Linked DNA regions of Homo sapiens: all the other regions are linked to region 1. A link is a contact called in ENCODE Hi-C data. All regions are on one chromosome and are shown on one strand. The core of a region is the stretch at or near the end of the contact, and the rest is flanking DNA. Distances in the headings are between cores, read along the strand shown.

Region 1 (2,700 bases), core at 182-2,681:
ATCCTGTGTCATACCCAAGCAGGAAGAAGGTTGTGTGAGATGACAAAAGGCCAGAGTTACATGCCAGCTGTGTCTCTTTCCACACATCCACCAAACCCCCAGCAAATGTGTACTTAAAATTCATTGGTTACAGAGCCACTACTCCTTACAAGGAGACTGGGGAGGTGAGTATTATAAGCTGGGCAGATGGCCACTTGAAGAGCATCAATGTTCTGCTGTGGAAGGAGTGCAAAATAGACACCAGAGAGACCATTAGCAGTGTCTGCCACAGCTATTACATGGCTAGGTCCACCTGACTGAAACTAAGCCTTTTCTATGAGACTGAAGTGCTTTGAGAGAAATGCTGACCTTGTCCTTTCTGCAGCTTGCGGCTTTCAGTCACCCTTGGATTCAGAGATAGAAGTCATCTTAATTCCATCACTGAGGCCAGGAGACCTGAAAGAAATCAATTCAAGAGTAAGGAGACCAGGCGTGCAGTGTGACTGGGCGTGCAGAGGTCAGTGCATCTGTGATGACTGGTGTAACAGCATCACTGCCTGTGAGCCAGCAAGGCCCTTGGCTCCCAGGATGAAGCTCTCCAGTTCTGATAAGGCCCCTGGGGGAGAGACCGGTCCTAAACATGTTCAAGAATAAATCCATCAGCTAACTTCAGACCGTGATTCACACAGGAAGGGAACTTTAAGAGGTCGCCAGGGCTGGTATTTTTGAGACGTTAGGCAGCCCTCTCTGAGGCGATGACAAGTGAATGGCATAAAGGAGCCAGCCCAGACGAAAATTTGGGGTTAGACTATTTCGACCCAGGACGTGCAAATACATAGGTTACAAAATGGAAAATGGTATTTTGGAGGATGGGAGGCCCGTGTAGCCAGAGATAATGGGAGAAGGTGAGGGGGCACCCAAAACAATCCCACAAGCTCTCTACATCCCCCTTCCTAGCCCACACACATCACCCATCAGAGTGATCCTCCGGACTCCGGAGGCCCCCAAGATTGCCTTTCCCTTCCCGGTCGGCAGTGACGCTCCCGCAAGGAGCTGACGCCCAGGCCCTTAGCACCTGTCACAGCCAAGCACCCTTTTACTCCGGCCCTGCGGTCCCACCCCTCGCCGCAAGCCCCGCCTCACCCGGTCTGCCGCTGCGCCTGCGCGACTCCCAGAAGCCTTTGGGGGGTGGGTGTGTAGTCAGAGCGGCCTCTGCTTCCGGCCACACCCAGGCCCAGCGTTGGCCACCACTTATGCGGCGGCTGCGGTCCAGGGACAAGTGAGAGCGACCCGCAGAGGGCAGGACGGACGGGCGTTGCATAGGCCCGGGGCCAAACCGTATCTTGCAACCTGAGCTCCGAGGGCCGCCGCATCCGTCCCTGCTTGGGACTACGCTTCCCAGCGGGCATTGCGCCGAGGCCACGCCCGGTTCCGGCGGCGCTGCCTGCGCACTGGAAGTGGGAAGCGCCGGGCTTCTCTAGGCTGAGGGGCGGGGCGGGGCGGGGCGGGGCGGGGCGGGGCGGGGCGGGGCGGGGCGGGGCGGGGCGGGGCAGCGGGGAGGGGTGGGGAGGGGCGGGGCGCGGCCGGGGGCGGGGCGGCTCCGCGGCGCGGCCCAGTGGATGCCGGGCCATGGGGGAGCGCGCGCGGGGCTGTTCGCTGGGCGTGGCGGGCGGGTGTGGCCAGGGGTGTGGGTCTGTGAGGGACCGGTCGGAAGGGCGTCGCGCGGCCTCGGGTGACATGCGGGGGGCGGCGAGCGCGAGTGTCCGCGAGCCGACGCCGCTCCCGGGTAGAGGCGCCCCCCGCACAAAGCCCCGGGCGGGCCGAGGCCCGACTGTAGGGACTCCAGCCACCTTGGCCCTCCCTGCCCGGGGAAGGCCGCGCTCAAGGAATGGCCTCGCATCCAAAGGCCAGCGAGGAGCGGCCCCTACGGGGCCTGGGCACAGAGGTGAGAGTGACAGGTGTTTGGGGCCGAGCGGACAGGGACGAATTCATCTCGGGATGAGATCTGGGAGGGGGTTGGGCTCTCGGGGACCAGTTGCTGGAGAACTGTGCCCCTGGTCTTTGAAGCTGGTGGAGTGGGAGAATCTGAAGATTTGGAAGCTCAACTGATTCAGAGCAGCAAGCCGCGGTAAAAGGGTGTTGACTTTCCCAGGGTGACTCTAACTAGACGCTTTTCCTGTTTTCGTGCTCCCAGGGAGGAAAAAAACCTATCTCCACGTTGTGGCAGTCCCTAGGCAGGGTAATGATCTGATCCCACCTTTTCATGCAGGAAGGGACGTTTCTAGGCTGGTGATTTGGGACTGTGGTGTAGACCTGGTCTCTAGCTACTCCTTTCTCTTTCAGCTCTGCCTTCCAGGGACACTGCTCTTCCCCAGGAGAGAAACAAGAAGCTGGAGGCTGTGGGGACAGGAATTGAACCTAAAGCCATGTCCCAGGTGAGTTGGCATTTCATCTCTTGTCTCTGAAATGCAGTCTTGCTTTTCGGGACTTAATGTTGCTTATTTTCTTGAAAGTTTTCAGTTTAAGAGACCTGTTTGGGCGCGGGTTTCTATTTCTTCACGTTCTAGTGAAGTGATGGGCTACGGGGAAAAGTTTAAACTGCCCGGGGCCTCGATGCCTGCTTCTTCTTCATCCCAATCAGCCTTCATTCTTGATTGATGAAATGATTCAGCCTCTCCCTTGTACCGCTTTTCTCAGAGGGACTCTGATGGAGGAATTGTG
Region 2 (2,772 bases), core at 84-2,583, 1.0 Mb after region 1:
CTCATACCTCACACTCAGCCTGTTCTCTCAGCTTGGCCACACACAGGGAACCTGATGAGACCTGGATCAGATCACATACCTCCTCTGCCCCCAAACTGTCATTGCTCATCACACACTCCAGAAGAAACACCCGACAACTGACAGCCATTTTTTGTCTGATTCCTGCATCCCAGCTTTCAGTTCCCATGAGAAAGAAAACAGCTGTAGTTTCCTAAACCAGCTCAGCCTGACCTTCAAGCACTTGCTCATCTGGTATCTAAGCCTGAGACAACGTTCCACACCTTACTTTACTGGTTCCCAGCAATAGGAACCATTCTATACCAGCTTCCAGCCTGGATGTATGACCCTGGGACTGATGTTTGTTCAGGATTCCTAGAACCAAGGACCCAAAGAGTGCCAAGAGAAGAGTCCCAGAACACAATCTCAGAGACAAACACTGGGGTCAGCATCAGTGAGGGCCCGAAACACTCTCCACTCACCTGTGTAAAGCCCATAAGTTTAGCTTCTGCAGTCACGGGAACCTGCGGGAAGAGGAAGGCTATGAGAGGCAGGTAACTATGGTGGAAGCTCCATGGGCTGATGCCTCCTTGTTTCCCTGCGCAGCCCTGGAGCCAGGTGACTTGGTGATGACTAAATTATTATTGCTCCTCAGTTCCGTGTGACTCTTACCTGCTGTGGGACCTTGCACAAGGACTCAACTTCCCTGTGCCTCGGTGTTATCCCCCTTCCAGGCTGTTCCAACTCTGAGTAACTTTAGAAAAAATTTGAAAAGTCTAACTCAGACCATGTGCCTCGTCTGTTCACAACCACCCATGGCTCTCAGCGTCTTGAAAAGAAAGAGCCTCATTTTACCATTCGGGCGTGAACGTTACTGGCTCAATCGTCCCAGCAAGATTCACAGAAACCGGCCCCTCCGCCTGCCACACCCTCCACAGCCCACGACACCAGGCTTGTAAATGGGAGCCCCACCCGCGAGGGCCTCATAGTCCTGGACTCTAGGGTCGGGCTGCAGGGACGCAAGCAGGCGCCCCTCATGCAGGGTGTTGGATTTCCGGCGGAGAGGGCAGGTGAGGCCCGGGAGACGCAGCACTCACCGAAGTCGAATCCCTAAGCACGGCCGCCGCCATCGGATTGTGAGCGGAGCGGGGCCGGGAGCGGCGGGCGACCCGGGGCGGGAACCCAGGCACGGCTGCCACCAGCGCCAGCGACCCACCGGCTGATGCGCAGCGGGGCGACCCCCGCTCTGTGCCGGAGGCAGCGTTTCTAACTCAGGCGGCGTGGGCCGAGGTAGAGAACCACCAAAATTACCATCTCGGAGCGGTGCCGGAAGTCCCGCCTTACCGTATGCAACAAACGGAGACAGGTCCGTTCCTGAACGTTGATTGGCTCCGCGTCTTTGCAGCTTGGCGCTCGGCATTATGGGTAATGTAGTTCTCAGAAGCCCAGGGTTCCGGTGCCCTCCCTGAGATTCACCCGGAACAAGGGCTAAGCGGCCCGCGGAGGGCGCTAGGAAAAGGCGCGACACCAAGAGCGAGACAGGGACTTGCTGCTCCTTAAAGGGGCCGCTGGCCGATTTCCGCAGTCCCATACCCACTGAAGGGAGTGTCTGGGTTAAGATAAGAGGTTGTAGAGACCAAGGTTCTTATTAAGCAGATGAAGCTTTCACGCAGCAGGCTTCAGAGGGAATAGATTGTAAATGTTTCCTATCAGACTTTGAAAGGTGCCAGACTCTTAATTCTTTCCTGGACCATGAAAATAAAAAAACCCTGGAGAGGAAAGGGGATTCTCAGCAAAATGCAGATTCCACAAGACACACCTTTGCAGGGCCTCTTCAAAATATGTCAAATAAATAAAGTTTAGAGTAAAATACTTCAATTCCTTTCAGGGCCTGCTATCTGTCATGTAATGCTATACTACAATCAGGCTGGAATTCACTGTCTTATTGCTACAAGAAGTCTTAAAATCTCTGTTTTAATGTTAATGCTGGTCAGTTGTGCCTGAATTCCAAGGGGAGGAGGGCAAGTCTGACCCTCACTTCCCATCACGTCCTGAACTAGTTTTTCAGATTAACTTTGGAATGCCCTTGGCCAAGAGGAAGGATGCATTCAGATGGTTGGGGGGCTGGGAATTTTATTTTTGGTTTACACTTCTCATGCCTCTTGGAATCTCTGAACCACATACAACGGCCATTTGTTGAGTAAAAGCTTCCAATGCAGGAAACTGTCTCTTTCAGCCTCATGCTATACACCATTAAAACAGTAATTACTGGCAATAAGACTGGGCTTTCTTAAACATACAGGATCTCACAGACCATAAGCCTATGATCCTTCATACCAGCTGCCCATAATACTTTTGGTTTTGGAAGCAGCACCCCATAACCTCAGCATGGCTACCAAGGCCTCCTTAAGACAGGGTAGAATGAATAAGATCTAGTATTTGATAGCACAGTAGAGAGACTACAGTCAACAGTAATTTATTGTACATTAAAAACAACTAAAAGAGTATTATAACTAGAATGTTTGTAACACAAAGAAATGATAAATGCTTGTGTACCCTGATATGATTATTACACATTGTATGCCTGTATCACAATATCTCACGTATCCCATAAATATACATACATACTATGTACTCATAAAACTAAAAATTTTAAAAGACAGATAAATGGCAAGCAGGTAGATGAAAACATGCTTAACATCATTGATCACTATAAAAATGCAAATCAAAACTACAATGAGATATCATCTCACTCTAGTTAAAATGACTTTTATG
Region 3 (2,700 bases), core at 163-2,662, 1.1 Mb after region 1:
GAGTTTGAGACTAGCCTGGGCCCTATAGGGAGACTCCATTCCTACAATAATTTTTTTTTTAACTAGCCGGGTGTGGTGGTGTGCTTGTAGTGCCAGCTACTCAAGAGGCTGAGGTGGGAGGATCACTTGAGCCCAGGAAGTGGAGGCTGCAATGAGCTATGATTGTTCCACTGTACTCCAGCCTGGACAACAGAGTGAGACCCTGTCTCAAAAAAAAATTAAATGTTTTGATTATACAAGGAAAATGAACATTCATGTATTAAAGCTTCATGTTTTATGAACAAAACTGACTTTGCAGGCAGGAGAGCGTTTTCTGGGGGCACCAGAAGCAGGGAACTTCCCTTGTCCGTTGGCTTCAGGGCTGCCCACTATCCCTCCACTATCTTCCCATTGTAGCCCTGTCTGGTGTCTTTTGTCCCTGACAAAACCTACAAAAAGTGACTTTAACACTTCAGGCTGCATGCATTTGAAGAGCAATAAGATAACGTTTTTTCGCTTCCCACTACCAGTGGAGATCTGCTGGGGTGGGCTGCATGGAATCTGAAATGATGTCTAAATACTGAAGTGAACCTCTACACTAGAGACTGATATACAGCTGACCCTTAAACGACGCAGGGGTCAGGGATACCGACCCCTGCGGAATTGAAAATGCTTGTATTACTTTTGACTCCCCTAGGTCTTAACTACTAATAGCCAACTGTTGCCCGGAAGCCTTATGAAGTTGCCCGGAAGCCTTATGAATTACATAAACTCCCAGTCGATTAACACATTTTGTATGATATATGCATGATATATGCATAATATATATGATATATGCATTTTGTATGATATATGCATTATATATATTTTAGTATAAGAACTATACTTGTACTAAAACAGACCAGAGAAAGGGTATCAGGAAAATTGTAAGAGGCTCGTTGACATTACACCCAATTAAAAAAAGGAAAATAAAAGAATACGGAAGGGAAAATACATTTACTAATCATTAAGTGGAAGTGGATCATCATAAAGGTCTTCATCCTTGTGTTCTTCATGCTGGGCAAGAGAATGAGGTCTTGCTGTCTCTGGGGCAAGAGGTCGGGGAGCTGGAAGAGGCAGGAAAAGGAGCACACTCGAAGTAACGTTTATTGGGGAAAAAAAACGCCTACGTGTAAATGGACCCGCACAGCTCAAACCTGTGTTGTTCAAGTGTCAACCTACTTAAGACCTCAAACACCGAAGCCCCTCAGTCGCCCTGGAAGGCAGCAGACGCAGCTTCCTAGCGCTCCCAGCTGTCTGCACACAAGGCGCCCTCCGTCGCAGCCTGGGGGAGACTACATTACCCAGAAAGCCTTGCGTCGAGCGGCAGTACTTTGATCCAATGAAAATCCAAGACAGGGGCATTTCCGTGTGGGTCTACCCCCGCCCCCCCCAGGGCGGGACTTGTGGCGTCTTCGCAGCGGTCATTTTGGCTGCCCTCCCGGAGGTCCGTTCTGTCTGTCAGCCGCTTTGGTACGCTGCATCGGGATCGAAGTGACGGACCGTGAAGGCGCGAGAGTCAGGTCTGAGGGTCGGGGGCAGAGCCGCCCGCGAGGCCGGCCTGGGGATAGCGATGCTCGGGTTCCCCCCGGGTCGCCCGCAGCTCCCGGTCCAGCTCCGCCCACAGACTCGGATGGCGACCGCACTGAGGGACCCGGCTTCGGTGAGCGCTGCGATCTCCGGGCCTCCCCCGGCCGAGATTCTTAAGTCCCAAGTGAGAGGCACCAGCTCACGTCTCTGTAGCACAGGGTCGGGGACACTGAGGCTCGTGGGTGGGGCCCCTATTTCTGACATCCGATGTGGTGGGCAGGGGGACAAGGGACAGGACCGGCGCGTGCAGGGCTTGGACGGGCAACCGAGAAGGGGGCATTCAGGAACCTGGGCTCCACATTGTTACTGCAGGGAACAAAGTTTGAGAGAGATCTACCTTTATTCTTAGGGCCGTGGGAGCCATAGAGAGCTTGCGCAAACGAGAGACACCATCTGAGTTAAATTTGAAAAATCCTCTGCAGGCTGTTCAGTGGAAGAAAAGACTTTAGAGATGGATGAGGACGTTGAGGCAGAGGGAGGTTGAATATTTTTCCAAGGCCACACAACTGGTGAGAGGCAGCACTAAGGACCGAGGCGCACAGGTTAGACAGTCGACCCAAAGTTACGTGGCTCTGGGCCGGGGCAAGGGTACAGGGAAGGCCTGTGCCCATGGAGCACTGCCATGATCACATTCCTCTGAGGCCTGCGTCTTTCCACAGGTTCCCATAGCTACAGAGGTGCTTTTCAAACTTACACAGGTAAGTGGAGGTATCTCAGCCCCTCACTGGTCTGGAATGTCCCTCCACCCTCCCCAGACAGATATTTTCTTTAGATTTGTGGTGTCATGGGACTCACCTACCATTCTCTCAGCGTTTGGTTTGGGAACCCTGGAGAATCCCTGAGCTAAGGGCCCTGAGTCCAGGCCAATGTTTCCATTTGGAGCAGCCAATGGAAAGATGGGTGAAAATTTATGATAGAAACAGGTAGGTACCAGCTTTTGGAACTCCTTGGAGGTGAGGCTGAGCTGGTTCAGGGAACTGCAGGTTTCCTTTATTTCTGTGAAGTTTGGCATCTATTGTGAGGAAGTTGGAGTTTGGGATCAGAGGAGGGAGATTTATCTAACCCAAGTGTTGACAGGATACAGAGTGGAAA
Region 4 (2,700 bases), core at 27-2,526, 1.1 Mb after region 1:
CAAGATAGAACAAAAAGGCAGAGAAAGAGCAAGTTACTCTCTTCTTGCCCTGGATCATCCACCTTCTGTTTTCCAACATTAAAGTTCTTGGATCTTGGGCCTTTGGACTCTGGAACATACAAGAATGACCCTCACCCAGTTCTCAGGCCTTCAGCCTCCAACTGGGAATTTCACCATAGGCTCCCTTGGTTTTCAGGCCTTCAGATGCAGACTGAATGATACCACCCACCTTCGTGTCTTACCAGGTTGCAAAAGGTATATCCTGGGACTTCTTAGCCTCCATAACTGGATGAGCCAAGTCCCATAATAAATCCCCTCTTGTACATCTATGTATCCTATTGGTTCTGTGTTTCTCTGGAGAATCCTGACTAATACAATAGGTTTCAGTAATTTTCATTTCACAACTGTTTTTCTAAGATGATCTCAACTCCCCATGCAAGCACTGTCCCTGCAGTAACAGTATCAATGATCAAAATTTCCCATCAAAGAGATGAAAGCTAGGTGTCCCAAACCTTTATTCTGGTATTCTGATGTCCCCTTTGCACAAGTGCTCTGACTGTGAACACTACAGACACTGTTCTACTTTAAAATGGCATATGCTAAGTGGCTCTTCTGTTTAGAAAGTTGCTACAATCCTAAAAGAAGCATATCTAAGAATATGGAGGAAGAAATATTATATGAATACAACACTGTTCCTTACAGGGCTAGACACACTCACCGATTACACAGGCAGGAGAGGCATTTTCTGTGAGACAAAATTCCTCTTTCGTCCTCCAGCTTCGGTGCGATCTAACGGATGTTTTATCATTCCTGTCATGGCGCTATGTAAACTCTATTTCCCTTATTCCTTACTGAGCATAATGAAACTCACAAAGCTGACTCTAACGTTCTACTTTACATAAATGTGTGGAGAAAGAAGGTAATGTTTACTAGGCTCTCGCCAAGGGTAGAGGCATTTTGTATCTGAATAACTCTGACTACCTAGGTGACTAGTTGTACACAATACCCTCCAAAAATCTCTGTATGGTACCTTAAAAAAGCAGCGAAGCTCCTCCCTTGTCCAAGGAGGCTGGAGACACCACCTCTCAGCCTTCCCCTCCACCTTTCTCCATAGCAACGGGGTCATTCCTCCCTGAGGTCCAGGAGAAGGGCGACCTCTGCCAGCCCAAGAAGCGGTGAGAACTACATTACCCAGAGGCCCGTGAGCCAGGTTCTTGGCGTGGAGCCAATGAGGCTCAGGGGAGGGACATTTCCGCTCTGTCCAACTTGTCGGAGCGGAACTTCCGGCGTCCTCCCTGTGGCGGGCACTTTGGCTTGTGTCAGTTCCATCCGCGGGTGCCGGATCTGGACCTAGGTGCTGACAGCGAGAAGGCGCGAGGAGAGTCGTTTTCTCAGCTGCACAGCCGGGGCCTGACGGTCGCCGGCGGTGGTGACAGCTTTGCTCTTGTCTCCGCCCGGATCGTCCACCGCTCCCGGCCCGCTCCGCCCAGAGTCCGATGGCGGCGGCACTGAGGGCCCCGACCCAGGTGAGCGCTGCGTCCTCCCGGCCTCCTCTGCCCTCCCCACCCGAAACTGAGGGACGCGTGAAGGGTTTTCTGCAGCCCGGACCGCACTGTCCGGCACAGTGAGGCGCTGGTGCTGGATCTCGTTTCTGGTAGTGTGGCAGGGAGCGGGAGAGCGACACGGTCAGGGGGCTGCGCGGGCAACAGCTTGGAGCTGCGCCTGAGCCGGGAGGCTGGGGAGACCCAGGCCGGCCTCACGCGTGCAGGTAGCAGAGGGTGGGGCAGCGCCGCGCTGCATTGGCCCCACTGAGTTTCACCAGCACACTGAGGGCCACAGCGCGTAGGACAGAAGAGGGGCACGGCCCCAGTCACGCTTCTAAAAGTTTCACAAAAGCTGTTCAGAGGAACGCGCTGGAAGGGCAGTGATGATAGCAGGCATGGAGGGACCTAGTCTTTTTACGAGGTCACAAAGCTGGTAAAAGTCAGCACCAAGGACTGACACCCAGATACAAAGCAGTCATCCCTGGACACCTGGCTCTGGTGTTCCACATTGGAACCAGAAGTCCATGGAGCCACACTTTGGTCACCTGCCTCTCAGAACATGTTTCCTCCCACAGATTGCCACTAGTACTTACAGGTCCGTAAGAAGCACTTGAAGACCCTACAAGGGTAAGTGGAGGAAATCCAGAAGCTCATTGATTCCAGCAATGGGATCTCTAGGATTGGGACTGTGGTGACCTGGGATTCTTTACTTACCGCTTTTCCAGGCCTTGAGCCTAGGGACTCTGAACAAAAATATGTCCAGGGTGAGTATTATATGAGGTGGTGCCTGTTGCTGGCAAATAATAGGATGAATGTGGAAGTTTGTCCCAGAGATAAGTACAGGTGTTTGGAGCTGCTTGGAGGTGAGGCTGAGCTGGTTAAGAGAACCTCAAGTCTCATTTCCTTCTCATGGGAACAGAGAGCAGAGGTACAGGAGTTAGAAACTAAATGGCTGTCTCAGATGTCTTTGTTCTGGAGATGATGGCAGCAATGAAGATTTGGAGCAGAAGAGGGAGGTGATCTTCCCCAGGCCTCATGAGGCTCCTGTGGCTGAGCACAGACAACAGACTGTGGGTTTAAGGGAGTTGGTAGCAATACCAAAGAGGAAAGAGGAGACTACTGCAATAGTCCAGGTGAGTGTAGATGATGTGGGCCA

Evidence for each region. A loop is a pair of places that touch in the nucleus more often than their neighbours do. Pooled maps may share reads with other maps.
Region 2: a pooled map shows a loop between it and region 1 (6-fold over the local background). The contact joins the promoter of ZNF416 here to the promoter of ZFP28-DT in region 1. A Hi-C loop is called at or near these places in 6 of 50 pooled maps.
Region 3: a loop to region 1 is called in a pooled map, with 12 times the contacts of the local background. The contact joins the promoter of ZNF211 here to the promoter of ZFP28-DT in region 1. A Hi-C loop is called at or near these places in 5 of 50 pooled maps.
Region 4: a loop to region 1 is called in a pooled map, with 6 times the contacts of the local background. The contact joins the promoter of ZNF530 here to the promoter of ZFP28-DT in region 1. A Hi-C loop is called at or near these places in 4 of 50 pooled maps.

The regions. Positions count from the first base shown.
Region 1 is chr19:56,537,303-56,540,002 of GRCh38, forward strand. It overlaps ZFP28-DT (ZFP28 divergent transcript), which reads right to left and starts at 1,432. Exons shown (of 3, transcript NR_183967.1): 1 at 1,123-1,432; 2 at 349-435. It overlaps ZFP28 (ZFP28 zinc finger protein), which reads left to right and starts at 1,646. Exons shown (of 8, transcript NM_020828.2): 1 at 1,646-1,924; 2 at 2,323-2,414. The coding sequence starts at 1,717.
Region 2 is chr19:57,577,578-57,580,349 of GRCh38, forward strand. It overlaps ZNF416 (zinc finger protein 416), which reads right to left and starts at 1,334. Exons shown (of 4, transcript NM_017879.3): 1 at 1,095-1,334; 2 at 480-521. The coding sequence starts at 1,127. RefSeq lists a silencer at 1,024-1,243.
Region 3 is chr19:57,631,756-57,634,455 of GRCh38, forward strand. It overlaps ZNF211 (zinc finger protein 211), which reads left to right and starts at 1,413. Exons shown (of 4, transcript NM_006385.5): 1 at 1,413-1,681; 2 at 2,268-2,306. The coding sequence starts at 1,592. RefSeq lists enhancers at 1,013-1,102, 1,173-1,222 and a silencer at 1,663-1,732.
Region 4 is chr19:57,598,609-57,601,308 of GRCh38, forward strand. It overlaps ZNF530 (zinc finger protein 530), which reads left to right and starts at 1,277. Exons shown (of 4, transcript NM_001321981.2): 1 at 1,277-1,526; 2 at 2,120-2,171. RefSeq lists enhancers at 1,325-1,534, 1,625-1,744.